Regions from separate parts of the Mus musculus genome. Here region 1 is linked to region 2. The links are chromatin contacts, found by POLR2A ChIA-PET in ENCODE. All regions are on one chromosome and are shown on one strand. Each heading gives the region's core, a stretch centred on a gene start or an enhancer-like site at or near the end of the contact. The rest is flanking DNA. Distances are from core to core; before and after follow the strand shown. Region 1 holds the start of Sars (seryl-aminoacyl-tRNA synthetase). Region 2 holds the start of Psrc1 (proline/serine-rich coiled-coil 1).

Region 1 (2,700 bases), core at 70-2,569, 61 kb after region 2:
TTAACAGTAAAATCATGTCCACAAAACACCCCTATGGGTATGGTGGCACACACCCTTGATCACTCTCGAAGCAGAGGCAAGTGGATCTCTGAGTTCAAGGCCAGCCTGGTCTACAGAGCAAGTTCCAGGATAGCCAGGGCTACAGAGAGAAAGAAATCCTGTTTATTTTGGAGGGTGGGAGTAGGAGGGAGACACTCTTGGATCGTGGGATTGCCTTAGCAGTGCTCTTATAAACCAGGTTCTCAGCTGGTTGCAGACCTATTGCATCAGACTACCCGAGTCACATGCCACTGACAACATCCGGTCTGCCAGGTGATCACTTGGGAGGCAGAGGATTCTAGAGCTTCTTTTAATTTCCTGAATGACGATGGGTCACTTCTACGCTGCCAACGTCTTTTCCAGAAAACTACCACAAATCACAACCATCCTCAGTAATTACAAGCTTTTTCTTGCCTTACAGCACCCCTCCGTCCTATCTGATCTAGCACGGAAAAGCCTGATTCTTAAAGGTATGCCTTCAGGGTTGGAGAAGTGGCCACCCCAAATTTCAGGGTCACTGCATTTAGTCAAGAGTAGCCTCCAAAGTCCCCAGATGGTTCGACTGGGGTGGAGTAATCCTAGGGTGCTGCAGAAGTCACTCAGTCTGAGAGAGCAGCCTTTGATCCCTGCAAAACCCGGAGGACTACGCTGGGTTTGCTAAAGACGAATAAAACACTGAGAATGACCAAAATGTATAGAAAATTAATTCCCAGCCCGCCCCCCAAGTAAAACTCCAGCTCTGGCTTGCTGTAGCTACGCAAGGGCCTGACAGCTCTCCCTGCGCGTGCGTGCGTGCAGCTCCTTCCTAAAGCACTGGCGGCAGTCAGCATAGAGCACGCGCGGGGAGGGACCCAGGCCGCGGGAGCTGCAGGGAGAGGGGGACAAGCCCGGTTCCCAGCTTGTTCTACGGACAAGCCGGTAGAGCCGGCCAGTCGCGGGAGCATCTGACAAAAGCTGTAAGCTGTGACCTCTGAAGCCATGAGGGATTCAAGGGATACTGCGAGCTCCTGGTACTTACATCGTCGCCACTCACTGTCTGCTTTCACCAGCTGGTCCACCAGCCCCGGGTCCTTGAAGCGCTTCTCCTGCGTCTCTCGAATGAGGGCTGGGTCCCCTCCTTTATCCACCCGAAACAAATCCAGGTCCAGCACCATCCTTCTACCTCACCAGTTAACACTAAGAGAGGACTGTAAGCGGCGGGTGGACGATGCACTGCGCCTGCGCGCTGACCTGGTCTCACTGCGCAGGCACCCGGCAGCCCGGGAGGGGGCGGCGCCTAGCTCGCCGGAAGCCGCAGTGTTAGGCAGGGTCCAGAGGGAGTGGTGAGAAGTGAAAAGGGCGTGGTAGCCTTATGCGGGTTGTTTCTCTGCTGAACTCCTTACTGAAAGGCCTTCTGATCGCCCCCCACTGAAATCGTGAATGCCTCAGGTTCCTCTGGTTGAAGGGAGTATCTCGGTGTGGACCGAAGCTGACTTGGAAGACAATGCACTTTGCAGATGCCAGTTTTCCTCTATCTTGATTACAGAGCACACACCCAGTTACCTACCCTCAAGATTCTCGAGCCCTGGGGCTTTTTGTTTTGATACAGGGTCTCACAGTGTAGCTCTGACTAGCAACTATGTAAACCTGGCCAGCCTCAAACAAAATGTTGGGATTAAAGATGTGTGCCATTTCATCCTTTATTTTTCTTTTTATACTAGCCCTACCCCCTTCCTCCCGCAACAAACCTTTGCCAAGCCCCCCTGAGATAAAAGGACAAGGTTAGAGACCCTGATGGACTTAATAAACAGAGACACTGGAGGGAGGCTAGGAGGCAGGATAATCTGAGCTTGTCCCCTCCCGGTCTCCTGCAGCTTTGGCTACAGTTTTGTGTTGAAAACCAGGGGAAGAAGGGTTGGGTGTCAGAAGACAGTCCATGAGATGAGCACACCTCTCTTCTCACATATCCCTCACCCAAATCCAATAGACCTTTGCAAGAAGTTGTAGCTTATATTTACGATTGAAACTATTCTATGTTTATGTAATTTGAGCATTGCCAGGCTATTCTATCAACACGTTCAAGTTATTCTTTTTGTCTGTTTGTTTGTTTTGTTTGTTGAGATAGAATCTATAGGCCTGGCTGTCCTGGAGCTCACTATGTAGACCAGGCTGGCTTCAGACAGAGATGCCTGCCTCTTCCTGGGGAGTCTCTGGTATCAAAGGGGTGTGCCACCAAGCCCAACCTACACACACCTGTTACTCTTAAAGTGAGAAGACCTCATTTGAAATTACCTCTCTTGGCCAGATGTGGTAGTGCATGTCCATGTGCATCCCTTGTGAGTGGGAGCAGCGGGTGCATGAGTTCAGGGCCAGCATGTCTCCAAAAAACCCAAACCTAGTCAGGCTTAGTAGTAGGTGCCTTTTATATCACATCGGAGGTAGAGAGCTCTGTAAAGTCAAGGCCAGCCTGTTCTAAATACCGAACTCCAAGCCAGCCAGAGCTGTGTAGTGAGAATCTGTCTCAAAAACCAAACACACATACAACCAAACCAAAAACCTACTGCTCTCACACAGTAGAAAACATTAACTAACACGGAACCCACAAACCTGCTCTCCCCTTCCTGTGTCTTCTCCTAAAAAGAACACTTTCCTGAGTATCTAGCAATCGGACGGCTGGAAAAT
Region 2 (2,855 bases), core at 252-2,751:
GTCTTCCCTGGGAGAGACATAAACCACCTTGTCTACACCTTCTCTTACCTCCCCAAAGTCAAACAACAGGAGGAATCCCCCACCCAGAGTTTATGCAGAGGAACCAATGAACTCGATAAGATAAGCTTACTTACAGAGCAGTGGGTTAGGGGTGTAGGCACGGATGACCTTGAAGCAGCTCTGGTGACTTCCCTAAGGAGACTTCCCCTTGCCTCTTCCCACTTCTATCCTCTAGCCCCTTCCCCCAAACCATCTGCAGTTAGGACAGAATTGCATACAGCTGGTTGAGAGGGACGGCTGCATACTCAGGTGAAGGTCCCGTGACCTTCTGTCCCACCTCCTCCTTCTATGACGGAAGGTAAACCGTCCACAGGCCCAGCTGTGATGGTCTTTCCGAAGCAGGCGCAACAGAACTCCTGAAGATGCTTGCAGATGTTTGCAGATGTCTCAGAGGATGGTCCTAGAGTAGAGTGGCACAGGCCTTTAGTCCCAGCACTTGGGAGGTAGGGGCAGGAGGGTCGGGACTTCAAGGTCATCCTTGGCTATATGGTGAATTCAAAGGCCAGCATGAGCTACACTAGTCTCTGTCTCAGAAAATAGCAAAAAACAAAGGGAAAAGAAACAGATGGTGTGTGTGTGTGTGTGTGTGTGTGTATCAGTGAATGGAGAGGAGTGGTCTGGTCATAGCCAGTCAACAACATTCACAACAGCAAAGGCTTCTTTCCAACCTGAAGCAAGCCTAGGGTAGAAGGTGGTAGTGACTGTGCTCTAAGGATGCGCCAGACCATGCTATTTGCTGAACTTTTACAGGCCCACCATTAAAGTGCACACATCTCCAGCATCCTGGCGAAGAAATAAATTCTTCACACGAACAAGATCTTTAGCAATAGGTAATCCTTTTGCACTTAGGGAGCACAGCTCTGACATCTTTTATTATTATTACTACTTACTGTTTGCCTGGAAGAATGACTTCTTTGTTATTTATTTAAACTCTTAAATAGCTGCTCATACTCATCGTTTGGGGGTTGGGGTTGAAGCAGGAAGAAAAAAATGCCAGATATCTCAGAGAAGTGGCCTTATGCTAAATGAAGAAATCTTGTGGCTCCAGTGCTGGAGAGATGGTCTATTTGGTGGTCTCTGCAAGTACGCGAGAAACCCAGCAAGGAAACCCAGTCTCAGATGCTGGAATCCAGGAGGTGGGGGAAGAGGCGGGGCTCCAAGCCTACATTGGTTCGACAGTTCTCCCCTTGTCTGACTCGCGGTTAGAAGGAGGCGCTCCGGTACACGCCACCGCGCACTCACGGCTCCTCCCGCCGTTCCGCTGTAGCCCCCTACCCTTTTTGGGAAGTGCCCTTTGGTCCAAGGGACAATCTTCTCCGGCTGACATCCCGACTGCTCCCGACTCAGCCCTGCCCCCTTGGACTCACCAATCGCTGTGCGTTTGTGGCGGGACTGGGTGGAGCCTAAGAAATTCGAACGAAGCTCCGCCCCTCGGGAGCCCTTTCCCGGGAACTGGGAGATTGTAGAAGAAAAGCTTCCTGCGTAGACTGTGAAGCGAGGTGGGGAGTGGAAACCGAGTGTGCGCTGGAGGTGTGGCGGGGATGTGGTGCCGCGGAGTGGAAAATGGGTGGGGTAGGGGGGGAGCGAAATTTCGGATAATAGTAAGGATGGAGGTGAAGACTGACCGACTGAGGAGAGGCCAGGGCGCAAGTTGGCGGATTGCACATCAGGTGTCGAGCTTTCTGCACCTTTCCCTAATATAACGGACTAGTTTCAGGGACACGTGCTGATCCTGCTTTACCACCACCATGCCTCTTCACCCCAGCTAATGCACTCCGAGTCTTGATGGGGCCCTAAGGCAGGATGATAGACACCTGAGGTAGGCATGTTTTCTTTCAGGTCTAAGCCGACTCGCTTATGCTGGCTGAGCATGGAGGATCTGAAAGAGGGTAAGGAAGCCATGGAGGGAGGAACGGGCCCCTGAGAGTCTGTCTGTCAAGAACTGATAGCTGGCATTTATTCTTCTCATCCCTTCAGATATCAAGTTCATTGTGGACGAGACCTTGGACTTCGGAGGGCTGTCTCCATCTGACAGGTACCAGCCTATTTATCCATTTATTATTTTCCTCCGGCAATACATCTGTAACCCTTTACTGCTAACTTATGGGCCTCTAGAACCGTGGTTGGTAATCTAGCAGAGTATGGTACCCTCTGATGGCAGTAGTCTGGTAGAATTGGGCCTCTAGAACACATGCTGGTGAGAACAGAGAAGCTGTAGGGAAATTTAGGGGTAAATGTAAATGAAAGATGAATGTCCCTGGGCATGTTGAGGCATGCCCTGCAAACCACCCCCACACTCCTAGGATAGACTAGAGTGCAGAGAGGGGGAGGGAGAGAGGGAAAGAGAGACAGAGAGAGAGAGAGAGAAGGCAGGAGGGATTTTGAATTTGAGATCATTCTGTGCTATAGAGTTGAGACATTGTCTCAGAAAATGGGAGTAGAACTAAGTTTTCCTCACCTAAAAGCAGTTCTCATGGCCAAAATGGAGTCAGGGTTGGGGATTGTCCCCGACTCGCCGACAGGAATGCCTTCTGCTAGCTGTTGTCCAGCATGGTGCCATATTTGTTTTTCAGTCATGAGGAAGAAGACATAACAGTATTAGTGAGTCCAGAGAAACCACTTCGACGGGGCCTCGCCCATCGGAGTAACCCAAATGAAGTAGCTCCCGCCCTCCAGGGTGTGCGGTTTAGCTTGGGCCCGCTCAGCCCAGAGAAGCTGGAAGAGATTCTTGATGAAGCCAACCGCCTGGCGGCTCAGCTGGAGGAGTGTGCCCTGAAAGATCGGGAGAGGGCTGG

Evidence for each region. ChIA-PET counts read pairs that join two places held with the same protein, here RNA polymerase II (POLR2A).
Region 1: POLR2A ChIA-PET joins it to region 2 with 51 read pairs in embryonic stem cell. The contact joins the promoter of Sars here to the promoter of Psrc1 in region 2. POLR2A ChIA-PET finds 5 or more read pairs at or near these places in 4 of 5 experiments (Patski and embryonic stem cell).

The regions. Positions count from the first base shown.
Region 1 is chr3:108,443,940-108,446,639 of GRCm38, forward strand. Sars (seryl-aminoacyl-tRNA synthetase) reads right to left here and starts at 1,320. Exons shown (of 11, transcript NM_001204979.1): 1 at 1,058-1,320. The coding sequence starts at 1,193.
Region 2 is chr3:108,382,337-108,385,191 of GRCm38, forward strand. It overlaps Psrc1 (proline/serine-rich coiled-coil 1), which reads left to right and starts at 1,502. Exons shown (of 8, transcript NM_019976.3): 1 at 1,502-1,590; 2 at 1,900-1,949; 3 at 2,038-2,095; 4 at 2,634-2,855. The coding sequence starts at 1,931. Gm12522 (predicted gene 12522) reads right to left here and starts at 1,405. Exons shown (of 3, transcript NR_040560.1): 1 at 951-1,405; 2 at 135-460.